Linked DNA regions of Homo sapiens: region 1 is linked to region 2. A link is a loop called in an ENCODE intact Hi-C map of the cell type or tissue named here. Cell type or tissue: mucosa of descending colon. All regions are shown on one strand. Each heading gives the region's core, and the rest is flanking DNA. Links, peaks and the distances in the headings are about the cores only. Region 1 holds the start of SPATA20 (spermatogenesis associated 20). Region 2 holds the start of LOC124904029 (a long non-coding RNA gene).

Region 1 (10,296 bases), core at 820-8,819, 400 kb before region 2:
GACGACGTTTCCTCCTTGACCGACTTCCAGCCCATCCCTTTCTCTGCATCTCTGCTCCCCCATCTCCCCCTGGGTGCTGCTATAGCCTCCTATCTGCCCCTGCTTTCACTCTTGCCCCTTTCCAGTTCATTCTCCACTGGGAAGCTGGTGGGATCTTTCCAAAACGCAGATCTAACTGGTAACCCTCCTGACTAAAGCCTTTCAATAGCTTGCTTCTACTGTCATCAAAAATCCCCTTCTCTGGCCAGGCACGGTGGCTCACACCTGTAATCCCAGCACTTCGGAGGCTGAGGCAGATGGATCGCTTGAGGTCAGGAGTTTGAGACCAGCCTAGGCAACATGGCGAAACCCCGTCTCTACTAAAAATACAAAAATTAGCTGGGCATGGTGGCGCGCTCCTGTAGTCCCAGCTACTTGGAAGGCTGAGGCACAAGAATCGCTTAAACCTAGGAGGTGGAGGTTGCAGAGAGCCAAGATCCACTGCACTCCAGCCTGGGCAACAGAGTGAGACTCTGGCTAAAAAAAAATGGGGTCGGGTATGGTGGCTCATGCCTGTAATCCCAGCACTTTGGGAGGCCAAGGCAGATGGATCACCTGAGGTCAGGAGTTCGAGACCAGCCTTGAACCCAGGATGCGGAGGTTGCAGTGAGCCGAGATCACACCACTGCACTCCAGCCTGGGTGACAGAGCGAGACTCTGTCTCAAAAAATAAAAATCCCCTTCTTACAGTTCACGAGTGTCTCCAAGATCTTGCCTCTGCCCTCATCTACTGCCTGTCTTCCCTCTTTCTGCAGTTGCTCAGCCCGGACTCACTGACAAGCCACGGGACCTTTGCACAAACTGTACCTCTGCCTCCTTCCCCAGCACTCCCCCTGAGCACCCTCCAAGTTCCTTTCTCTCGTTCTCCATGGCTTCACAAATGTGATTTCCTCAGGGAAGCCTTCATCCTTTGCCCCTTCCACCAGATCAGGTCACTTGTTACGTTATACCCTCACGGACTTGTCACGTGGGTGTTTATCGGTATGGCTGTCGAATTAGCATCTGCCGCTCTCAACAGACTGTGAGCCATGTGAGGGCAGGAGCCTTGTTTCTCTCTGCCCACCATTGTATACTCAGTGCCTTGCAGAGTGGCAGGCGGCAGGCACTTAATAAATATTGGCTGAATGTAGCCAATGAGGCCATGTGTAACCTATGAGACATAAAATGGGCTCATCAGTATTATTTAAGGAAGACTTCCTGGAGTGGGTAGGATTTGAGTAGGACCTAGAGACGAGGAGGCTGCAAAAAGCAAACCTTGTTAGCTGGTGGACCTGGCCAAGGTACGCCTTCGCCTTGGATCTCATTTCTCATTTGTAAAATGGGCAGGGGTTGGACAAAATGAGCTGAAGCTCTGGCATCCCATGTCCCTAGCATCTCCCAGCCCTAGATCCCACAACTCTCCCTATTCCCTTGAGAAGGGCTGTCCTCCCCAGGCAGGGGCAGAGCCCAGTTTTATGCACAGAATGGGTCCTCCCAAGGCTCGGGTGCCTGATCTGCAATTCTGCGCTCCGCCGCAGGGCGACGCTCGGAGACCAGCCACACTGTCCCAAGTCCCGGCGAAGACCCGCCCGCGGCTCCGTAGGTGCCCGGCCCGCCCCTCGCAGCCTCCTGACTTCCCTTCCTGTCCTCAGCGGCCGGGCCCACGGCCCCGAGCAGCCATGCTGGGCGCGCGGGCCTGGTTGGGCCGCGTCCTTCTGCTGCCCCGCGCCGGTGCAGGCCTCGCCGCGAGCCGCAGGTACGGGCGGGCGAGCGGGCCCCTAGGGCACTCCCTGCGCCTGCCTGCGGGCCCAGTGGAGGGTCTTCCGGACACCGGTCCCCAGTGCCAGTCTGGACCACCCCTGCATGCCTGGCCCTTCCCCCACCCCACCTCCGGTCTGCTCCTGAGACCTGGCTCTGGCTGTAAGGCCCTCCTCCCCTCCTCTCCCGTCCTCATCCCTTCCCTCCTCTCCCCTTCCTTCCAGTGCAGTGCCAGCTCCTCAGGGACTGTTCTGACACTGCTTCCAGGAAGCCTTCCTTGCACCCCAGTGCTGGATGCTGGGTCAAGGGCCTTTCTCCAATAGTACCCTGTGCCCTGTCACAGTCCTTTATTGCTGCATGGACCTTTCGTTATTTAGGTCTGCCTGCAGTCCCACTTCCAGGCTGAACTCCCTGAGGTCTCTGATTCCCTAGGTGTCCTGGAGTCTGGCCCAGGACCTGGCCCCACAGGAGTCCCAGCAGGTGGGCGCTGAGTGAGGGAGTCCCCATGTCTGGTTTCCTCTGTTTGTCCCTCACCTGGTCGAGTCCCAGACCCTACTGATCTTGGCCTGTCCAGCCACCAACAGTAGGCTGCCTTCCAGTGGGGCCACACCCAGGCCTGCCAGAGAGATGCCTCCAAGCAGCTGCTCCAGGAAGGGCCGGGGGAGGGGCCTGGGGAGGGGTAAGAATGGAGCCCCAAGAACCATTCTGCCCATTGTGACCCGCCCTGACCTCACAGCCATCCTTCCCACCGCCAGGCCCAGGAGGTTGGGGGAGACTAACCTGGCAAGGAGCCCCCAATGAGCCACCTCTCCTCACCCCCCAAAAAACATAAGGGGGAGCACAAAGGCCACAGTCTCCCCCATGGTTCAGAAAGGTGGGTTGGGCTGGGAGCAGGGGTCCTACTGGGGTGCTGAGTGAAATGGAGCAGGTGCTGGGGGGCCTGGGAGAAGGTGGGTGGAGGCCCCTGGCTTGCCTGATGCACCAGTCCTCGCCAGGGGTAGCTCCTCCCGGGACAAGGACCGAAGTGCGACGGTCAGTAGTTCAGTGCCCATGCCTGCTGGAGGGAAAGGAAGCCATCCTTCATCTACACCCCAGAGGGTCCCCAACCGCCTGATCCACGAGAAGTCACCATACCTCCTACAACATGCCTACAATCCTGTGGACTGGTGAGCACCTCTCCTGGGGCCCTGCCTGGAATCGCTGGGGTCCTGGGCCCCTCCCAGACCCCCTGGGCTACTGAGTGATGCCCCACCCTGCTGGGTCTAGGTACCCCTGGGGACAGGAAGCCTTCGACAAGGCCAGGAAGGAAAACAAGCCGATTTTCCTCTCAGGTAATGCTCCCACCTTCCCTGATGTGGGGGTGTGGGCAGGGAGTGGCAGTGGATGGGGGAGGGTCCTCTCGGCCTGGCGGGTCTTCCAGGAGACTAGAGGCCAGGACGTCTTCCATGTAGCCAGGGCCACTTGGCCAGCCTCCCTCTGACCCGTTGCTGGCCCCCTGACCTCTCCCCATGGCCCTGTTCAGTCGGGTACTCCACCTGCCACTGGTGCCACATGATGGAAGAGGAGTCCTTCCAGAATGAGGAGATTGGCCGCCTGCTCAGTGAGGACTTTGTGAGTGTGAAGGTAGACCGTGAGGAGCGGCCTGACGTGGACAAGGTGTACATGACGTTCGTGCAGGTGAGCAGCCCTCCTCGGGAGTGTATGCGCCACATGGGCTCAGAGCAGCTCCCCTCACCCTCGCCCTCTCTCCGCCAGGCCACCAGCAGCGGCGGGGGCTGGCCCATGAATGTGTGGCTGACTCCCAACCTCCAGCCCTTTGTCGGGGGCACCTATTTCCCTCCTGAGGATGGCTTGACCCGAGTCGGCTTCCGCACAGTGTTGCTGAGAATACGAGAACAGGTGGGTGTGCCTCCGGGAGTTGGGGGACCAGGGTGGGGGACTAGGAAACAAGAGCCCCTCCCCCTAGCTGACCTCCAGGTGTGCCCCCACCTCCCGCAGTGGAAACAGAACAAGAACACCCTGCTAGAAAATAGCCAGCGTGTCACCACTGCCCTGCTGGCCCGATCAGAGATCAGCGTGGGTGACCGCCAGCTGCCGCCCTCTGCCGCCACCGTGAACAATCGCTGCTTCCAGCAGCTGGATGAGGGCTATGATGAGGAATACGGTGGCTTCGCTGAGGCCCCCAAGTTTCCCACGCCGGGTCAGTGCCCCACGCCCGCCTTAGCCCAGGCTTTGGCCTTCTGATTCCTATGCTGGTCAGGGACCTACTGGCTCCTGGCCTCACCCATAGCTTCCTGTCCTCCTGACTGGCAGTGACCTCCTTGCCCCTAGCCTGTCGGTAGCTATCGGTGAAGACCCGACTGCTGGTGTCAGCAGTGACCCTCTCACCTTAACCTAGATGATGACCTTCTGTCCCCTGACTTGGTCAGTGACCCAGTGACCCTGACTTGGCTAATGACATTCTGGGCTCTAGGGGGACAAGTAACTTACTGGTCCTCTGTGAACCAATGATATTCTGACCTCTGGCTTAGGCTATTACCTTCTGTCCTGTGGGTTGACTCTTGACCTCACAGCCTGTCCAGAGACTGCCTGTTGAGTGAACTCCCAGCCTCTGCCTGGCCCAAGGCCTCCTGACCACCCCGATCTCTGTCCCCACTTTCCCATTCTCTCACCTGCATGTTCTTGGTGCCCCCACAGTGATCCTGAGCTTCCTGTTCTCCTACTGGCTCAGCCATCGACTGACTCAGGATGGCTCTCGGGCCCAGCAGATGGCCTTGCATACCCTGAAAATGATGGCTAACGGGGGCATCCGGGACCATGTGGGGCAGGTGACGGGCACTGGGTGTTCCCTGGAGGGGCAGCAGGGGGCTGTGGGGTGGGGCAGAAGCTGGGACTGGCCTCCAGCTTTGTATCCGCACAGGGCTTTCACCGCTACTCCACAGACCGCCAGTGGCACGTCCCTCACTTTGAGAAGATGCTCTATGACCAGGCACAGCTCGCTGTGGCCTATTCGCAGGCCTTCCAGGTGACCCCTGACCCCAGCCCAGAGAACAGGCATCTCACTCTGGCTGCCCCTCCCAAGGCCTTCCTGGTGACTGTGGCTTCTCTTAATCTGAATCCCCTGTTCCCTCCCATGTACCCACTACCCAGGCTTCCCTCCCCCGCCTGCCTCAGAGAATGTTGCCACCTTCCACCTGGGCCTCCCCAGTGACCTCTCTGTTCACAGTCTCCTTTCTTCCCTTTCTTAGCTCTCTGGTGATGAATTCTACTCTGACGTGGCCAAAGGCATCCTGCAGTACGTGGCTCGGAGCCTGAGCCACCGGGTGTGTGTCCATGGTGGCAGGCAGGCCTGGCTGTGGGAGGGGTTGGGGCCTCCACTGCCCTGTGGGCCGGGGCCAGCCAACTCTCCCCTCCCCACAGTCCGGAGGCTTCTATAGCGCAGAAGATGCAGACTCGCCCCCAGAGCGGGGCCAGCGGCCCAAAGAGGGCGCCTACTATGTGTGGACGGTCAAAGAGGTTCAGCAGCTCCTCCCGGAGCCTGTGTTGGGTGCCACCGAGCCGCTGACCTCAGGCCAGCTCCTCATGAAGCACTACGGCCTCACAGAGGCTGGTAACATCAGCCCCAGTCAGGTGAGGACTTCTGGGGTCACCTGACGGGCCCTGGTGCCTGCCAGGCGTGTGAGCTCGCAGACAAAGGCCATTCTCCTCAGGACCCCAAGGGGGAGCTGCAGGGCCAGAATGTGCTGACCGTCCGGTACTCGCTGGAGCTGACTGCTGCCCGCTTTGGCTTGGATGTGGAGGCCGTGCGGACCTTGCTCAATTCAGGGCTGGAGAAGCTCTTCCAGGCCCGGAAGCATCGGCCCAAGCCGCACCTGGACAGCAAGATGCTGGCTGCCTGGAATGGTGGGGCAGCACACCTGAGACCGAGCCTGTCTGTAGGATCCCCCTTCACAAAGCCCCTGTCTTTCCGGCAGCGGCTAAATGCTCACTCTCCCTTGATTAGCGTTATTATTCTCAGTTGACAAAAGAGGCTTAAGGAGCTTGAGTAACCCGCCCAAGGTCACGCGCAAGGGCTGGGAACCCCGCCATGTCTGGCTTTGGAGCCCAAGATCTTAGGGATCACCCATGGCTCCAGGGAGGTGTTGGGGCCTAAGGTGATAGGGTGGACATGCCTGGAGGGTCCTGGCCAGCTTCTTACCACTACTTGTCTCTCCTGGCTCCAGGCTTGATGGTGTCAGGCTATGCTGTGACTGGGGCTGTCCTGGGCCAAGACAGGCTGATCAACTATGCCACCAATGGTGCCAAGTTCCTGAAGCGGCACATGTTTGATGTGGCCAGTGGCCGCCTGATGCGGACCTGCTACACCGGCCCTGGGGGGACTGTGGAGCACAGGTTGGGGGCTGGGTAGACCGGGAGGGCCCGTCTCCCCAACGCGTCCCCAGCCTACCTCTGCCCTACTTCTCCCCTCCATGTGGACTCCAGTCCTGGCTCTGCCAGGTGCTTGCTGTGAGTTTGTAGCTTCCCTGGGCCCATTTACTCATCTGGGAAGTGGGCTGATGGCACCTGCCCAAGAGGGTTCATCTGGAGGGTTAAGTGAACAAATGCGTGAAAGGGCCTCCTCTGGGAAAGGCCCTCTCTCCTGGGGCTCTCCCCAGCCCCTCCCGTAATGCCTGTCCCCCAGCAACCCACCCTGCTGGGGCTTCCTGGAGGACTACGCCTTCGTGGTGCGGGGCCTGCTGGACCTGTATGAGGCCTCACAGGAGAGTGCGTGGCTCGAGTGGGCTCTGCGGCTGCAGGACACACAGGACAAGCTCTTTTGGGACTCCCAGGGTGGCGGCTACTTCTGCAGTGAGGCTGAGCTGGGGGCTGGCCTGCCCCTGCGTCTGAAGGACGGTCAGTGGGGGTGCAGGGCTAGTCTGGGGTCCTGGGAGGTGTAAGTGCAGCGTGGGTGAAGAGCTGGTGTGGGCAGGAGCCCTCCTGGCTTTGTGTCTCTGCTACTTATTAATGGCGTGATTTTTGGCTGCTGTAATATTTCTGTGTCTCAATTTCTTTTTTTTAAATAGAGACAGAGTCTTGCTATGTTGCCCAGGCTGATCTTGAAATCCTGGGCTCAAGTGATCCTCCCACCTCGGCCTCCCAAAGTGCTGGGATTACAGGCATGAACCACTACACTCAGCGTGTTTTGTTTCGTTCCTTTCTTTTCTTTTTATTTCCTTTCTCTTTCTTTCTTTCTCTTTCCTTTCTTCCTTTCTTTCTTTTCTTTCTCTCTTTCTTTCTCTTTTTTTTTTTTTTTTGAGACAGGGTCTCACTGTCACCCAGGCTGGAATGCAGTGGCATGATCTTGGCTCACAGCAACCTCTGCCTCCGGGGCTGAATCAATTCTCCCACCTCAGCCTCCTGAGTAGCTAGGACTATAGGCATGCACCACCATGCCTGGCTAATTTTTTGTAGAGATGGGATTTCTCCATGTTGCCCAGGCTGGTCTGAAACTACTGGGCTCAAGTGATCTGCCCACCTCGGCCTCCCAAAGTGCTGGGATTACAGGCGAGAGCCACCATGCCTGGCCTGTTTCTTAATAAGTAAAATGGAGCTAACATTGGTACTACCTTACAGGGTTGATGTAAAGATGAATGTAGCTGTTCTGTAAACATGCTTAGCACAGTAACTGACACCCATGGATTCAGATATTGACCAAGGCTCACTTGGTCTCTGCCCTCATGAAGCTTACAGTATGGTAGGGGAGACAGCGAAAATGCAGTAATGATGCAAAAACACATGCACAAATGTGCAGTTAAAATTGTGGTGAGTGCCATGAAGAAGTAGGACGCTCTATGTGTGCCTGCTCCCTATCACCCATGTGCCTTGTCTGTGGTTAAAGGTTTCTTTCCCAAAACTCAAATTTTAGCTCCTCAAAGATCAGGACTTTCTGCCACTGTTGTATCCCCAGGGTCTAGTGTGGTTCTGGCACATTGTAAGTGCTTAATAAATGTTAACTGAGTGAATGAAAGGGCCTTGGGAGAGAACCACAGAGGAGGACCAACTCAGCCTAGGGAGAGATTAGAGGACACCTGTGACAGGTGTCATTTAACCAAGGCCTGGAGGGAAAGAGGGGCCATGTGGCCATGGAGAAGCTGTGGAGAGAGTTCAGGCATAGGGAGCAGTGCATGACAGGCCTGGTGCAGGCAGCCTGTATCCTGGAGGACAGGCAGGGCCCGCGTGTTCCAGGAGGGCACCGAGGAGAATGCTGAGGCCGGCAGGGCACGGAAGCCGTCTTTTTTTTTTTTTTTTCCTAAGAAAAGAAGGCTGGTCTCAAACTCCTGGGCTCAGGTGATCCTCCCGCCTCGGCTTCCCAGGTGCTGGGACTACAGGTGTGAGCCACCATGCCCGGCTGGCAAGGAGGTTTTAAGTGGATTGTGATCTGCTCTGGTATGGTTTTAAGGAGGTCACTCTGACCACTGATGGAGAGAAGTGGGGGTGGGGGAAACAGGCGACCAGTTAGGAGGCCATTACTCGTGTTCAGTCCAGGCAGGCATTGGTGAAGGCTCAGAGGATGTGGAAGTATGAGATGGGGAGACATGGTGAGATTTGGATCTCTTCTGGCCACAGCCCTGGCAAGACTCACAGATGGATTAGAAGCGGAGGGAGAGGGAGAGGAAGGGGACAGGATGATGCCGCTCTAGCTTGAGCAGCTGAGTGGCTGGACAGAGGCATCAGCAGCGAGGAGGGAGCCTGGAGACCAACAGTTGAGGCTAGGACAGGTAGAGTGGAGGGTGCCATAAAAAAGACAGCAAAGTACTGATAACTGCTGGAGTGGCATCCACACCCAGAGCGGGGAAGGGGCAGGATGGGCAGGGCCTTTTCTCTGTCCCGTCCCCCAAGTGGCCCTGGATACAGTCCTGGGCAGGGTCCTGGGACTCAGTGACCTGCCCTTACCCCCACCCCCTGCCTCCCTATGTGCTGTAGACCAGGATGGAGCAGAGCCCAGCGCCAATTCCGTGTCAGCCCACAACCTGCTCCGGCTGCATGGCTTCACGGGCCACAAGGACTGGATGGACAAGTGTGTGTGCCTATTGACCGCCTTTTCCGAGCGCATGCGTCGTGTCCCGGTGGCGTTGCCCGAGATGGTCCGCGCCCTCTCAGCCCAGCAGCAGACCCTCAAGCAGGTGGGGGGTGAGGGCATCTGGGCTGGGACCTCGGGTAGGAGGGAAGTTGGGGCTGCGATGGCAGATGGGAACAGGGGGTGGGGTTCCTGGGCTGTCCCCAGAGCTCAGGTCTGTGTGTGTGCAGGCACGTGGCCTGTCAGACAGGGAGGCAGAAGTTAATATGAGTCCGTGGTGGCTGATGAAGTGTTTCTCTGTACGTCTTGGTGTCAGTGTAATTGCTTCTGTCCATACTGTGTTACTGGTGTGTGTGTACTTCCGGGTGTGTGTGACCCTGGAGGTGTGTGTCTGTGCACCTACCTTTGAGGGGGATGCTGGTGTGAGTGTTTGTCTGTCTGCATGTGGATGCCCCATCTGCAGGTTTGCCTCTGTGTCTGCCTGCATGCGTGTGTGTCTGGTGTTTGTGTGTGTGGTATCTGCCTCTGTGTGGGCATCTACTGTGTGTGTGTGTGTGTGTGTGTGTGTGTGTGTGTGTGTGTGTGACTACTCTGTGTCTGTCTGAATGGGTCTCTGTGTGCTCTGGGTCTTCTGGGTGTGTGTCTCCCCATGTTTGTATCTGTACCATTGTGTATATGTATGACATTTCCACTTCGGTATTCTCATGTGTGAGTGTGTGTGTGTGTTCCCACTTGCCAAGCATTAACTCATCCTGGCAGCTGAGATGAGTCCCTGTTCCTTCTTAGAGATATACGGTGGGGCGGAAGGAGGATGGGGAAGCCCTGGTGGTCTAGGGCTCAGCCCTCCCTCCCCTGACACACCGGAGTGACCTTTCTATTCCGGTCAGATCGTGATCTGTGGAGACCGTCAGGCCAAGGACACCAAGGCCCTGGTGCAGTGCGTCCACTCTGTCTACATTCCTAACAAGGTACCCATCCCTGTGAGCCCAATCTGCCACCTCCCCAGAGCTGCCCCCTCCCATCCTCAGCTCCTCAACATCTCCTTCCCCTCAGAATGTTGGGAAGAGGGAACTTCCCAGTGGGCCTTTCTAATGGGCAGGTGACCCCACCCCGGCAGGTGACTCTCCCTGCTCTGCTGCTGCCCTAGGTGCTGATTCTGGCTGATGGGGACCCCTCGAGCTTCCTGTCCCGCCAGCTGCCTTTCCTGAGTACCCTCCGACGGTTGGAAGACCAGGCCACTGCATATGTGTGTGAGAATCAAGCCTGCTCAGTGCCCATCACTGATCCCTGCGAATTACGAAAACTACTACATCCATGACTGCCCCAACCCCCTTGGGGTGGGGCAGAAGGTGAAGCATCCCAACTGACTAGAGACTCAGGCCCTGCAGGGCCCTATAGAACCTGTGGCCATCCCTGAGCACCCTGCCACCAGGTGACCTCGGCCATACTCACTGCCCCCCTTG
Region 2 (15,600 bases), core at 1-8,000:
CTAGGATTACAGGCATAAGCCACGTTGCCCAGCCTCAACAGCTTTTTTTTAAGGCACCTACTAGGTGCCAGGCACCTTTCCAGGCAAAAATCCTTATCCTGTGGAGCTGACAGTCCAAGGGAAAGAGAGTCCTTCCCTGGAGCCTAGGGCCCCATGATGGAGCCACAGTCTAGGCAGTTGCTGAGGGCCCTGATGGGTGAGTCTTAGGGAGGGAGACTGAGGCAGGGAGTGGGAGGGCCAGGCTTGTAGTGCATTGTGGGACTGCAGCCTGCGCTGGGTATTTGCTGAGCAAGGCCAAGGCTATGTGAGACACTAACATCCTGAGCCTGTGAAGGCTGAGGCCCAACAGTGGGTGTGCCCCCTGCCTAGCTTCAAATGACCTTGCACCCAGGGCAGAGGGTGAAAAGCTCACCCAGTCTTGGGCGTCATCCTGGAAGAACTCATGGAAGAGGACCCACTGAGTCAGGACATTTGAGGAGCGCATTGAGGGCGGAGGGAGCCTGGGCTGCCCGCCTTTCTGCCACGCTCTCAGACACTTGGAGGCGCTTGGGAGGAGTTTGCCTGTGTGACGTGACCAGCCCCTGACCACTCCTTGCCTTCTCTGGGCCTCAGTTTCCACAAATGAGCAGTGAAGGGGTTGGCTGAGATGAGGCGTTTCAAGTCTGGCCGCCTGTGCCTCTGATCTAGAGACCCCCCCCAGGCCAGAGACCCTCCCACCAGAGCCTGGCTCAGGCCAGGTGCATCTGCCTGATGCAGCCCAAGAGGCTGGGCCATGGTGGACCAGGAGTAGCTGTGGCCGTGGGTAGCTGGTGGTGCCCAACAGCTCACACCAGCGTATGAGGGAGTGGCACATACACATATGTGTGGGAGTCTGGTGTGCTGGGTGTGCCTCAGTAGGTAGGTGGCTGCCCAGGGGAGTGTGTGCTTGGCATGTGTTTACGAGGGGTGTAAGGAGTGTCTGCAGCAAGTGTGTAGGGGGTGGGCCACATGTGTGTAGGTCAGGTATGTATAGTTGGGGTGTGGGCGGATATTGGAGGAGTGTCTTAGTGGTCAGGGGGAGGCTTGAGGCAGGGGAGGAAGGCCTGGAGGGGCCACTCCCTCACTCTGCAAACCCCCCTCTGGCCACATGGTCAGCCTGTGGCCGATGCGCCCTGACCAGTCAATGAACTCAGGGTCTGGAAGAGTCAGCGGCTTTTCCAACCTCTTTGCCAAATGGGATGTCAGCATGGGGGCAGGGGTGGTGGGGGTGCAGGCTGGGGAAGGTGGCAATGACTTCATGACCAGACTACTGAGCAGGTGGGGAGAGGGGGCAGGGCGCTGGAGGCCGGCTGGGTGGGGGATCCACTCTGGGTGGGGAGGCAGCCCAGGCTCATGCTTCCTCAGGACCGCTGGATTCCCTTTGTGGGGAGGACCTCCTGGAGGGTCTGCAGGGGGCTCCCTTGGACTGAAAACCCTCCAGGGACTGTTGCATGGGGTCCCAATAAGCTAACAACAGCCCTGGAAGGTAAGGCCTCTTGTCCCTATTTGACAGATGAGGAAACTGAGGCTGGGAGAGGCAGCCACACAGCTAGAGTGAATGGTGAACTGGACTAGGAACATGGGTGGGCGTGTTTCCCACACTGCCCCACAGTGACACAGCGGGGGCGGGGACAGCCCTTAAAATCCGATCCTCCGCGAACACCTTGAATCCTCAAACCTCCATCCATCCAAAAGGGGCTCCGCCTTGGGGAGGCCCTTCGCACACTTCTCTACAATTTGAGGGGCCGTCGGCTGCAATAACCACATAGTGGGGCCACTACAAGTCAACAGAAGCAGACCCTCTCTCCAAAAACACAGCAGACCCTGTCTCCAACACAGACTAGGCCTAGTTCCGACTTCCAGAATGCCGTGGTCCAGCCCTGGCATTGCTGACTCATGGGGTCAGGCTGGCGTTGCTCCTCTGTGGGGCTGGAGGGGCCCCAGATCACAGACCTGGGGGTGGGTGTGAGCACTGTCTTCGTACCCAGAGGCTGAGGTCAGCTTTTGGGCTGCTCTTTCTTCAGCCATTTACTAGTTTCCCATCGTAATAATAACTACCCCTACCTAAGCTTTATAGCTCAGCAAGGACTTTCACAAACATTCTGTCACTCACACCACCCTTGCACCAGCCCTGTGATGAGGAGTTAATATGCCCATTTTATAGAACAAGAAGCTGAAGCTCAAGGAAGGAGGTTCTGGGACTCATCTCAGATCCCATGGCCAGGAAGCGGTGGCCACTCTGGAATTCTTGACCCTGCCCAGACCAGCACCTTCCACAGCAGAGACCCCCTCCAAGGAGCGGGCGACGTGTGACTTCCCCATGGGTGGACTCTGGGCTGCAGTGATCGGCTAGCGGTGCCATCTTTAGTCTGGGAGCTGTGTGAAGCCTGCTCCCCACCTTCCCCCTCCTGCAAATATTGGGGGAGGGGCATGGAGGACAGGAAGATAGAAGCAAAAGTGGCAGTGACCGGTGCATGAGAGATTGGGAGATACGTGCTGGGGAGGGGTTCCCCGGAGCAGAGCTGGCTGCCCTTGGCACTGGGCCCAGGCGGAGGAGTGGCAAGACCAACAGTTCCTGGAGCACAAGTCCCTCAGCCGGTGCCCAGTGCCAGCCATCGCCATGTTCTCATCTGCCAGCAGCAAAATGAGAAAAATAAGGACAATATAGTGAGGTTTTACTAAAGCTAGGTTTACTCAATCCAAAAGACTGTCCTTTTATCTGAGCTTTGTATTTTCAATCGTGTGTGTGTCTGTGTGTGTGTGTCTGTGTCTGTGTGTGTCTGTGTGTGTGAGCACAAAAGGACCTTTCCTTTGACATTTCCTTTTAATGACCTCAAACTCAGCAAAATAAAAAAACTGGTGACTAGCTGGTGTGGTGGCTCATGCCTGAAATCCCAGCACTTTGGGAGGCCGAGGTGGACAGATCGCTTAAGGCCAGTAGTCTGAGACCAGCCTGGCCAACATGGTGAAACCCCATCTCTACTAAAAATACAGAAATTAGCTGGGTATGGTGGCGGACGCCTGTAATTCCAGCTACTCGAGAAGCTGAGGCACAGGAGTCGCTTAAACCTAGGAGGCGGGGGTTGCAGTGAGCTGAGATGGCACCACTGCGCTCCAGCCTGGGTGACACAGCGAGGCTCTGTCGCAAAAACAAAACTGGTGACGACGTCAGATCCTAAATTTTTTTATTTTTTTGAAATGTTAGTGATGTGAGAAATCCGAAAGGCTGAGACCCACTGGGCTAGCTTGTACGTGGCTCTGGGTGAAACCTGGCACAGGGGGGCAATGTTTTTTAATTGAGGGATGAATCTAAACAGCTGGAAGCTTCTCCCGGGGGGAGGAGGGGCTGGGTTCTTGCCCAGACTCAGCCCCTGAGGCCCCAGCCTAGGCATCCCCAGGAAACCTGAGCAGAAGGAACATTCACGTAACTGTACTGGGAATTCTGAGAAGGGCCTAGGGGCCAGTTCCCCATGCCACACACCCTCTGCTCATCCCTGACCGGGAGCCGCGAGGCAATCTTCCCTTAAACCCCACCTCGGCCTCCCCCAGCACCCCCAAGGCTGGTTCCAAAATAGTCCAGGCCCTTGGAGGAGACATCATGGGTCGGGCTGGCTGCCTGTCCCGAGAGGACATGGCAATAACGCTGTGGCCGAATATAGAGGGACAGTAGACGCTGACAGGGGCCCTGGGGCCTGGGAGCCTCGCAGGTTCCACGGTGCCTGCTCCACCCCCATCCCTTCTGAGCCCTGCACCCCCTAACCTGGACAGCTGGGAGGCTGGCGCCCCTCTCCTGGCCCAGCCCGGCCCACCTGGGGACAGGTCCGAACAAGCCCAGGTAGAACAGGAGGCCGGCCTAGGAGGGCCCAGGGCCTGGGCTGGGCATGAGCTTGGGGCCACCTCTCTCTAGGGACTCAAAGCATTTTATAAGCTTAACTTCCCACAGGACATCCCGAGATCAGGAGACCAAGAGGAACCGGGGTGTCTGCTGCAGAGCCACTCCTGCTCTCTGTTCTCAGCTTCCGAAGGAGAACAGGGCCATAAAGCTGGGGTGTGGGAGGCTGAGAGGAGAGCAGGAAGCCAGTCCAAACCCCAATAAACTGCTGGTTGAATCGAATCACAAATAATTAGTCCCGATGGCCAAGACTGCCTCCACCCTCCTCTCCTGGGAATTAAAAGTCAAAGGGCAGAGCTGCTGACGCAGATGCCAGGGGAGACATGAGGCTTGGAACAGCTGGGACTCAGCTCCCAGGCTCCACTGCCCCAGGTCGCAGGCCCTGGTTGCCCCGGTTGCCCCGGACACGATGTCCCCCAGGCAGGCCCCTAGAGCTTCATTGCCAACTCAGGGAAGGGGGCTCTGCTCCCTCACCCTTCCCCTGGTGCTACGTCAACAGAACTAGATTCAAGGTTAATCAGGCTGCCCTGAAAACTGTTGCCAGATGACAGCCTGGAAGAAGCAGTTGCCAGCCTCTCTCCCTCCCACCCCTGTAAGAGGAGGAAGAGATCTCTGCCTCCCTGTCGAGGGGGAGCCTGGCTCCCTGAAACCCACTGCGCCCCTTCCCCTAGGTCGGCCTTGCCGCAGGCACCCCCTGGACGGCTGCACCAGGTCTGCGCGCCAGCGGTGACCCCCAGTGGTCAGTGCAGGACTTGAACCTGAGCCGTGGGCATGGCTGCTGCAGACTCATCACTGCAGCCTCAGCCCACAGCCAGTGACTTGGGAAGCCTTGCCGTGTGAGTGGTTTGGGGATTTGATCTTGGTAAGGCTGTTGCTGGCGTTTAGAGGTACTTCGTAGGTGCTGATTTTTCCTAATTGAACTGTGGCTGGATCTTGGCCTAAAGGTCCCACTGTCAGCAAATCCGTGTCCACATGCCTAAGAATGAATTCATCATCTTCTAGCCCTAAACCGGCTCCTCCTCCTGACTTCCCTATTTCTATTAATAGCACCGCCACCCTCCAAACCTCCGAGTCATCTTCAGCCGCTCCCCACACTGGGCGGGGTGCCTGATCTTGCCCCTCCTCCCTCCGCAGGTCACCCTTGCATTACTCTCCTGGACACTCGTAGCCTCTCACCTGCGTCACTGACATCCTCAACGATGCTGCTGGGTCAGACCTGGGCAGGGGACCCACCCCTCTTCCACTTACTGGCCTCGCGACCCTGGGCAAGTTACTTAAACTCTCTGAGTCTCAGCTTCCTCAGCTGTAATGTGAGGCTAATAATCACAGCCCCTCTCTCCTAGGGCATTGCATGAATTAAATGATAGGCTGGGTGTGGTGGCTCATGCCTGTAATCCCAGCACTTTGGGAGGCCCCGGTGGGAGGATCACCTGAGGTCAGGAGTTCCAGACCAGCCTGGCCAACATAGTGAAACCCCGTCTCTACTAGAAATACAAAAATTAGCCATGCCTGTAGTCCCAGCTACTCCGGAGACTGAGGCAGGAGAACCGCTTGAACCCAGGAGGCGGAGGTTGCAGCGAGCTGAGATGTGCCACTGCACTCCAGCTTGGGCGACAGAGCCAGACTCCATCTCAAAAATAAATAAATAAATAAATAAAATAAAAAAGAATTAAATGATAGAATGGACATGAAGACCCTATCACGTAAGAAATGCTCGGGCCGGGCGCGGTGGCTCACGCCTGTAATCCCAGCACTTTGGAAGGCCGAGGCAGGCGGATCACGAGGTCAGGAGATCGAGACCATCCTGGCTAACATGGCGAAACTCCATCTCTACTAAAAATACAAAAAAATTAGCCGGGCGTGGTGGCGGGAGCCTGTAGTCCCAGCTACTCGGGAGGCTGAGGCAGGAGAATGGCGTGAACCCAGGAGGCGGAGCTTGCAGTGAGCTGAGATCGTACCACTGCACTCCAGGCTGGGTGACAGAGCGAGACTCCGTCTCAAAAAAAAAGAAATGCTCAATGGGTATGGATTATTAGAAATCATCCAGTCCAATGCTCTCATTTTATAAGCAGGGAAACTGAGGCCCACGTGTCTTTACAACATGCTACAAAGCCAGGGACTTGGAAGTTCCTGAAATCTTGAAGCTCTTCCACTCCCCTCCTCCACCATCACGGCATTCTAGAACTCAGAACAAAAGGCCAGCTCTTGAGTCCTCTGGGCCCCTTCCTCTGCTTTCAGGGGCAGGTATGCTTGGGTAAGTGTGGTGGTCACTCAGTCACAGGAAGTATGTTCTGGGATGGGACAACCACAGCTGGTATCCAGCCAGCTGAGTCAGGGCCACCCATCTGCAAGGTGATGAGTGAGGCTCGGCACGTGGGCTGGCACAGCTGCCCACCTCAGGGCACACAGGGGCGTGCTCACATGGCAGCTGTCCAAAAAGGGCAGATGTCTCTGCCTTTGGCAATCCCGCCTTCACCTCCCTCTCCCCACACACACCGCACCCCAGTCACAGGGTGATCACACAGGGGTCAGAGGAAGGAGGGCAGGCTGATTCAGCCTCTTCCCATCTGGTTCTGCTTCCCTGTGGGCAGGTGTCCTTAATATTCTCTCCATGAATGAGCACCTGGTACCCACAAACTCCTTGAAATTGAAGGTAGGAGCCTTGTTCCAGGATAAGGATCATATAGCTGTCATCAGATTTCAAAAAGGATTTTACTCCCAAAAAGGCAATAGGAAGAAAAGCAAGTGGGCTGGGCGTGGTGGCTCATGCCTATAATCCCAGCACTTTGGGAGGCCGAGGCAGGTGGATCACCTGAGGTCAGGAGTTCGAGACCAGCCTGGCCAACATGGTGAAACCCCACCTCTACTAAAAATACAAAAATTAGCCAGGCATGGTGGCACGAGCCTGTAACCCCAGCTGCTTGGGAGGCTAAGGCAGGAGAATCACTTGAACCTGGGAGGCAGAGGTTGCAGTGAGCTGAGATCATGCCACTGCACTCCAGCCTGGGCAACACAGTGAGACTCTGTCTCACAAAAAAAAAAAAAAAGAAAAGAAAAGCAAGTGGACAGGCTTTAGAATTGGATGATCCAGGTTCAAACAAGGGCCCATCCTGGAGTCCTTGGCACTTACTGTCTACGACAATGGTTCTCAAGTAGGGACGATTTTGCCCCCTAGGAACATGTCTGGAGAAATTGGGTATGCTACCGGCATTTAGTGGGCAGAGGCCAAGGATGCTGCTATGTATCCTATAATGCACAGGGCAGGCCACACAGCAAAGAAGCACCCAGCCTCACATGTCAGTACTAGTGAGGTTGAGAACCGCTGGTTGAGGTGTCCTGTCAAATGGGGAAATCTGTGCCCCACAGCCGCCTTGGGGATTAAGGCAGGCAATGGATGAGGAACCCAGGACTGGGCCCAGCACACACTCCACAGTTGCATGGGATTCTCCTCTCCTAAGGACTTTTTGGCCTGGGACATGGTAGCTAGCGGGCAGAGGTGGAGTAGGCACATATTTTGGCTTTCACGAGAGAACTTTCTGAAATGATCTTGATGCTCCTGTCCCACCCAGCTCATGGCACAGTTTCTCTAGAACAATCCCATGCTCATTTATCAACAAGGAAAACCCAGGCATGGTGGCTCACACCTGTAATCCCAGCACTTTGGGAATCTGAGATAGGAGGATCACTTGAGCTCAGGAGTTCGAGACCAGCCTGGGCAACATGGCGAAACACTGATTCTGCAAAAAATAAAAAAAAAATTAGCTGGGTGTGGTGGTGTGTGCCTGTAGTCCCAGCTGCCCGGAGGGCTGATGTAGGTGGATAGCTCCAGCCTGGGAGGTTGAGGCTGCAGTGAACTATGATTGTGTCACTGCACTCCAGCCTGGGCGACAGAGGGGAGACCCTGTCCCAAGAAACAAAAAAAAAAAAAGAAAGAAAGAAAGAAAGAAAGAAAAAGTGGGCTCTGGAAGGAGCCAGCCACCGTTGCCCTCTGGGCACTCACCATCTCACCCCTCAGGCTCCAACAGGGTTCCACGTGACCAATCCCCGAGGGGAGAGGAGACTGCGGAGAGGATGGGAGGCAAAGCACCTCCTTCAAGCTCCAGGGAGGCAGGAGGATTTGTTTAGGAGTGGCCCTGTGCAGAGGTAGGGGCATGGCTGAGAACACCTTGGGAGGTGGTGTGAAGCTGAGTCCAGGAGCCGCCAGCCCTCCCTGCCACTCAGCTCAGGGGTCACTTGGGTAGCTTCAGCCTCAACAGCCGTGGAGTCAAGTGTCTCCTCTACAAAAATAATTCCCAAATAAGTCACTGCCTTCACCCCTGGGACTGGCTGGTGCACCCAAATTGGAGTCGCCACCCAGCCCCCTTGAGCATTGCCTTGCTGGCTGATCCAACAGAGGCAGAATTAGCTGATGAGGCTACCACAGCGGGAGGGAACTGACCTGAGGCCGCCTGGAGAGATGGGACCCCGAGGGCCCTTTCTGGCACTACTCACTTGTTGGGTCTGGGGAATTAAAACACACTCCCCCTCTCTGGGTCTCAGTTTAACAGGGAGGAGACCACCACCTTCCAAACCTCAGTGACGGCATCAGGCTGGGGGTGGTGCTGGGCCTCCTGCGTCTGTGTCTGGAGACGCAGCTGACTCCCTGACAAGCCCAGACATGCAGCTGTTCCTGCAGAGGAAGCAGCAGGAACTGGGGAAGGGCAGAGCGCTGAGGGAGGGGCAAGAGGGATGCAAGGACACCACAGTGACCGCGTGCAGCGAAGCGAGTATGAGCAGAGTCCCAATCTCCAGGTCCCCTCTCCGCGGAAGCACTTTTGTCTTTATTGGAAATTTCCTCCCATGTAACATCTGACCTCTACCTTCTCTTCTACAGATGAGCTCTGCTGTGAGTCCCAGCGGGCTGAGACACTGTGACTGCCCACCTGTCCCCAGGTGCCCCTTCTATACAGCCCCATCCCTTCCCAGGGATGCTCAGTGGCTGCGGCCACCCTTGCTTTCTGCCACTCAGCCCTTGCAGGGGCTTCACACCCCAAGAGGGGCAGTCTGGGCTGGGGCTCCTGGACTCCCTAAGGCATTATCCCATCCCCGCAAGTTGCCCGGCCGGGCCCTGAAGGAAAGGGGCCCCGGACCCAGACCCGAAGGCTGCTCACCAGAGGCTCTGCCCAGGGACTCTCACCTCTCCAGCCACTCCAACTCCCCTCCGGCTTTCCTGTCATTTCCTGATGCCACAAATCTTCTGACATCCTCCCTCTTCCCCAGTGAATTTCTTCCCCAGGCCCTTCCCTTCCTCAACCTGCTTCATACTGGACATTCCCAGCTGGTAGGATCTGCCTGTGGCTCTGCACAGGAGGCTGGGCAAGGGTGGAGAAGACTGGGGGAGCTGTCTCCCATGACCCCAGCAGAGGCGAGAGACAGAAGCTGCATCTGGGACCTGTCGGCTGCAGTTTTGGGCATTCATACCCACCTAAGCATTCTGGAACAGCCCTGAACCTGGGCATCAAACTCCCCAGGCTTGAGAATGGTGAACACTACTATTAGGCGCCCCTTCCTCCAGGCCTATGCCGACTCCCCTGTGCCCATGGAAGCTGTGTAGTCCATGCTGGCTCTGGCTCATGTGGGTGTCCGGACAGTGAGGCCGAGGCGGCAAGGGCCCTTTACTCTGTGCACTCCCAGCTCCCCATCCCAGCCAGGGCAGCCTTGACCCTCCTGCCCCCTTGCTGTGCCATGTGTCAGTTGGCTGGGATCATGCTCTTCCCCCGTCTCCATCAAGAGGATCCAACAGCATCTTGCAGCTAACACTGGGGCATGGGAGTGAGGGAAACAAACATGGTACCCACTCTTCTGTCCTAATGTTTAGAATCATGGGGCAGAAAAGCATCCTAGAACTCATCTAGCCCAACTGTCATTTTACAGAAAACAGGACAGAGAGAAAATGACCAGCCTAAAGCTCTTGGCTACTCAGGGCAGCTGGGACAGGGGTCTGGTTTCCCGGCATGGAGCCACAGTGTCTGGATGTGCTGGAACTCGGCACGTCCCCCTGAGAGTTAGCTGCAGAGGTGGCGTATGGGAGAGGAGGCTGGAAAATAGGCTTGGAGGTTTCGTCCAGGCACACAGATTCTCTCCCCCTAATCCTCAGCCCCTCCTTTTCTCCCTTTCAGCAGCAGTTATAAAATCCAGGAAATAAATGTGGATTGATGGCCTACAAAGGGCTTAGTTAGTGCTGTGACCTGCTGAGTTATGTAACTGCTATTTATTATCGGCCTTGGATGAAGTTTCCATTGAAGCAACTCACTAAGCTGATTCCGTGACATTTCTTTTAGCCTTGTTCAGAAGCAGCAGCCGCAGAAATTCTTCTGAAACTTCAAAGACTAGAAATTGATAGCGTGGATGCTTTTAAAGATTCCCTTCTTTCATCCTTTTTTTACTTTTTCTTTTTCTTTTTTCTTTTGAGATGGAGTCTCGCTCTGTCACCCAGGCTGGAGTGTGGTGGTGTGATCTCGGCTCACTGCAACCTCTGCCTTCCAGGTTCAAGTGATCCTCCTGCCTCAACCTCCCAGAATAGCTGGAATTACAGGTGTGCACCACCACACCCGGCTAATTTTTGTATTTTTAGTAGAGACGGGGTTTCACCATGTTGGCCAGGCTGGTCTCGAACTGCTGACCTCAGGTGATCTGCCTGCCTTGGAGTCCCAAAGTTCTGGGATTACAGGCGTGAGCCACCGTGCCTGGCCCCTTCTTTCATTTGGGTCAATTCTTCTCTCATCCATATCAACCCTGTTGACCTCAGCAATGGTCCCAGGCTTTAGGTGCTTGGGTCCCTGGGCTATGGGCCGCATGATGGGGGCTGAGAGAAGCTGTTTTCCCTGCCCCTGGCAAAGGAAAGGGGTTGAGAAGAACCCAGGGCTATGAGAATCTGGAGCAGCCAGTGGAAAATGCACAGAATGAAGTCAAGATTCTAGTCCCACCTCTGCTGCCACTCTTGGTCTCAGGTTGATTATTAGTAAAGTGAACTGCTTCCCTCGGCTCTACAACTTGACCCTCCGTAGTGCAGCACCCTCCTTGGTCTGGCCTGCTGTCATGCAGGGTTCGCCAGCCCACTGAGGATGAAGAGGAGGGCTGAGGGGCTGGTAGGCTCTGGGTGCTGGCAAGCGGAAGGGAGGAAAGGTAACACTAACATGGCGCCACCGTGTGTTCAAAAGGGAGCAGAGCTGGGTCTCTCCCCAGCAAGGCAGCTTTCCTCTCCCCAACCCCTTTCCTGCTCTGGGAGTGGGTGGTGGCAGAAAGCCAAGGATCCTCCTAATTCATCTTCACCTCTCAGCCATTCACCTTAGTTGCCAAAGGGGCCCTTGGGAGAAGCTCCCCGAAGGCTCTAATGCCATCCTAAAGTAGCCTTTTGGAGACTTCCAAAAGGTTCAAGAAGGAAAAGACCCAAAGGAAGTCTAGGACCCAGAGAACTCAACAGTGTCTCTCTTCCTAATTAAGACACATTCCTCCCATTCATGGAAGGGTTCATCCCGATGCCTCGGGACAAACTGGTGCGTCAAACAAAGCAGTTTGTACCAAGTGGTGCAGGCTACATGATTCTCTCCATTAAGGATCTGAGCACGTTTGTGACTATTGGGATCTGGCTGGGCATGAAGGCTGCTAGTCCACACAACCCAAGTTGCAATGGAAGAGACGGCCCACCCTCAAAGGATGTCACCTTGAACATAGCCTTACAGGGCATCCAAGCCAAGTCCGTGCTTGTCCCCAAGGACAACTACAACTGGGGACTCAGAGAGATGAGATGACTTTTGATGGAGCAGTGGTAGGGAGGGACTAGAATCTACAGTTCTTTTTCTTCTTTTTAAAATAGGTTTTGCTATGTTGCCCAGGCAGGTCTCATACTCCTGGGTTTAAGCAATCCTCCTGCCTTGGCCTCCCAAAGTGCTGGGATTACAGGCGTGAGGCACCATGCCTGGCCTTACTTTTTACTTCTTATTTTTTCGAGACGGGATCTTGCTCTGTCGCCCAGGCTGGAGTACAGTGGCATGATTTTGGTTCACTGCAGCCTCAACCTCCTGGGCTCAAACAATCCTCCCACCTCAGCCTCCTGAGTAGCTGAAACTATAGGTGCGTGACACTATGCCCGGCACATTTTTTAATTTATTTTTTTGTAGAGATGGGGGTCTCACTTTGTTGCCCAGGCTGGTCTTGAACTCCTGAGCTCAGGCGATCCTCCTGCCTTAGCCTCCCAAAGTGCTGGGATTATAGGCATGAGCCAGCCACCGAGCCTGGCCCCAAAACCTACAGTTCTTTACCATGACTTGGTTTTTGAGTTGCTCACTTCCAGCTCACATCTTAACACACCAGAGGGGTCTTTGGGAAGAAACGGCTGTCACTGCGGGGTCCCAGAAACATGGCTTTAATATGGGTGGGAAGGTCTGATAAACCCTTAATCGAGTGAAGCCCAGGACTGGGACTTTAAATCAGTCAAGGCCTGCCTAGAGGCATCTGCCCCGTTTCTGCTCTTCTCCAGCTAGGCTCCTTCAGGAAGGATCAACGTTTGAGATGTCTGTAAGAATCACATGCCAGATTTCTGCTCCTAGTTCCTTATGAACAGCCCCAGGCAAACTCTCCAAGACAGAAATGTAGACGGCATACATAGTAAAAGCCTGCTTGCTCAGAAGCCTATCAGGCCAAAATGCACCAACAGGCAAACAGCTGAAAATGCTCTCCTGAATTTGGAACTCAAACCCACTGTCACTTGTCTGGGGCTGGCCAAACGCAGGGGAAAGTCAGCTTGATGAGAAAGAATAGCAGGAAAATAAATCGAGGCCTCTGTGGGGGAAGCATACAAGTATCTGTTAACTGTCGAGTACTACATCTTTATGTGATCTCATTGGTTCTTTCCAACAATCCTGTGAATGAGAGACCATCATGACAATACAACTGATGAGGAAATCCAAGTTTCTGAAACACCATTCCAGTCTCTTTGGGTATCTCTGTACCTGAGACGTCCTACAAAAAATCTTAATCCCACTTCACATTAAAGCCATGTTTCAGGAACCCCAAGGTGACAGCCCTTTCTCCCAAAGACCCCTCTGGTGTGATATATGAGCCAGAATTTTGCATTCTTGCTTAGAAGGAGTGATGCTAAGCTTTTTAATCATGTAGAGAAGCATACGACCATCCTTGCCACTGTTCCACACCATTGTACATCTGATGATGCTAATATCTTATTTGGTCCTTTTTATCTGCTCTACCCACTTATATGCAGTGACTGTGAGTTTAATTATTGTCATAAAGCATTATGAGCAACAGATACTGAATAAATGTTTTGAGGACATCTGAAAATGTGAAATTTACCACTCTTTCATGCTTCAGTATGCCCCTCAATGTGCCTGCATAGGAATGAAATTAACTCTTAGATGCAAAAGAGAGTATGAATTATCTTGTGTTTAATTTTCACGGGATACTCCTTTTCCTTAAAATGGGGGGGGGGTGGGGTGGGACAACAGAGAACAGTATTCCCCAGAAGGTCCAATAGGCCCAAGCGACCCCTGCTTCCTAACACAGTTCTGTTAGGACAGACATGGCCTGGAACCCTGGTAAATAGAATAGAGATAAGAATATTCTGCATTCAACAGGACTTGCAGGCAGTTTTTCTTTTTATCACATTACAAAGTAGATACCATACCTACATCATTTGTTCAACTACTGCTTCTAATATGCAGCCACAGCACTTGATCACGTCACCATTTCCGCATCTGCTTTCCTTGACTAGCCCAGTCTCCTTGAGAGTGTCATAGTCATCTTCAGACACCTGGCATCTAGGAACCTCAGGTCTGCTACTGAGTGCCTAGCAGGGCCAGGTGGCAAGAACCCTTGGGGGTGTTACTCTTCTGACAGTAAGGAAACTGTGACTGAAGGGTCACAAAACTGGGAAACAGGAGATCCAGGATTCAAACCCAAGTCTCCTGATTTGAGATGTGGCACTTGTCCCAACACACCTGCAGTAGCCTCCAGTGTTCAGTTGTTGTACCGCCCACTGAGGCACCTGAGCCTTTACTTGTCTCAGTCGGACCTCTTTACCAGTGGGCAAGGCCACATCTGTGGTTAGGCCTCTGGATCATCTGAAAGCTGTAACACTCTAAAAAGGGGGTTTCCATGAAGATCAACTATGAATTTATAGGCTAAATACTTCAGAAAAAACTATCAGATGTTATGCAAATGCAAGCTAGGCATGATAACAACTAAATGGTTATGGCTTTTTCTAGAAAAAAAAAAAAAAATCAGGAAATAGCCCTGACACGTGAATACAGACTAATAGGAAATAAAATATTTCCTTTAAGCTTTTAATGTAGCAATTAACTTCCCACCTCCCTTCCCAAAGCACTGGGATGACAGGTGTGAGCCACCGTGCCCAGCCTGAGTTCCTCTTGGGCAGATGTTCCCAATGGGAGGATCAGAATCACCTGGTAATTGTTTCCCCATGTTCCCCAATAGAGTCTGATATTCTTGAGAGGAGAGAAAAAGAAAAAAATGTTTATTCTGTGAATAGCTCCCGGGGTGATTCTGGCCATGCCTCTCTCTCCCAGCCTAGCTGAGAACTGCAGCTTCTAACTGAAGTCGCTGTTCCCACGGAGCCGGGGCTTATTTGGTCCACTTCTCCTTTGGTGCTTCAAATCAAATTATAACTTCTTATGTTTTGGAGACAGGCTCAACCTCCCTAGGGCTCAGGTGATCCTCCTACCTCAGCCTCCCAAGTAGCTGGGACTACAAGTCCACACCACCATACTCAGCTAATTTTTAAAATTTTTTGTAGAGATGGGGGTCTCACCATGTTGCTCAGGCTGGTCTCAAACTCCCGGCCTCAAGTGATCTGCCTGCCTCAGCCTCCCAAAGTGCTGAAATAACAGGTGTGAGCCACTGCGCCCAGCTCCGTAACTCCTTTATGTCTGTGGGTGGGAGTGAATGTTCTGTGGTTAAAAGCAAGGAGCTAAACTATGTGGCTTCTTTTGTATAGTGTCATTCTGATAAATTGGAAATTCTAATTAATCCAATCCTACCCACTGGCTATCTGGGCCTCATGAGGGACTGGGCGACAATGGACTCGCAAGCAGGAGTGGTCCTTACTTGTATAGACAACAACCAGGCAAATCAGAGCCGGGCCACAGAACCAGGGAGGGTCAGAGCTAGGATTTTTTTAGATTACCTGACTAAGCCACCCTGTCTTTTAACACATGAGAAAAACAAAGGTCCAAATACATGAGAGTTGCATGCTTCAACCTCTGCTAAATATCACACTTACCCACTACTCTTTACAGACGCCTGGGCCCAGACCCCACAGGAGGGTCCGATTCCACAGCCCTGTGTGGGGGACTCTGGGATACTATGTTAAAGTGATTTGCTAGGGTCACAGCCTGGGTTATACAGCCTTCTTTCACACCATACCACTATGTCTTTCTAAAGAAAACGAGTTTAAAGCAAAATTCTATCAATTATCCAATATTTAAGGCATTCTGAGAAGTCCCCTAACTATAAAACCTTTCCTAATAAATTGGCTGCTGCTGAAGATTAAGTCCAGGCCCCTTGTGATCTCTAGGCTTTCATGCCTACACTGAGTCTGAGGGATCAGGGGCTGGTTAAGGAAGAGCCTGGGGGCTGAAGCAGTCTCTCTCCACTAGTCTGAAAGATAGTTTTTCCAC

Evidence for each region. Peaks named below come from ENCODE experiments on the same cell type or tissue, not always from the same donor. Only the 100,000 strongest peaks of a DNase experiment are listed, where the experiment ranks them.
Region 1: it touches region 2 in a loop (5-fold over the local background); 46 of 110 quality-filtered maps call a loop at or near these places.

What each region holds. Positions count from the first base shown.
Region 1 is chr17:50,545,512-50,555,807 of GRCh38, forward strand. SPATA20 (spermatogenesis associated 20) reads left to right here and starts at 1,663. Exons shown (of 17, transcript NM_022827.4): 1 at 1,663-1,774; 2 at 2,209-2,256; 3 at 2,772-2,942; 4 at 3,043-3,107; 5 at 3,299-3,453; 6 at 3,532-3,675; 7 at 3,775-3,976; 8 at 4,474-4,604; 9 at 4,697-4,801; 10 at 5,025-5,099; 11 at 5,197-5,406; 12 at 5,487-5,679; 13 at 6,000-6,168; 14 at 6,458-6,669; 3 more. The coding sequence starts at 1,698. The coding sequence ends at 10,151. RefSeq lists silencers at 1,673-1,942, 3,350-3,571. In mucosa of descending colon, for the core only: CTCF peaks have their summits at 1,539 and 5,493 (motif pointing right); DNase peaks (open chromatin) are centred at 1,600, 2,400, 3,550, 5,530 and 2 weaker places; H3K4me3 peaks cover 833 bases.
Region 2 is chr17:50,945,867-50,961,466 of GRCh38, forward strand. LOC124904029 (a long non-coding RNA gene) reads right to left here and starts at 5,665. Exons shown (of 2, transcript XR_007065849.1): 1 at 5,087-5,665; 2 at 3,187-4,886. RefSeq lists a silencer at 4,482-4,776 and enhancers at 4,647-5,173, 5,814-6,315, 8,016-9,215, 8,027-8,707, 8,708-9,388. In mucosa of descending colon, for the core only: a CTCF peak has its summit at 4,660 (motif pointing left); DNase peaks (open chromatin) are centred at 2,575, 4,635, 5,015, 6,335 and 5 weaker places.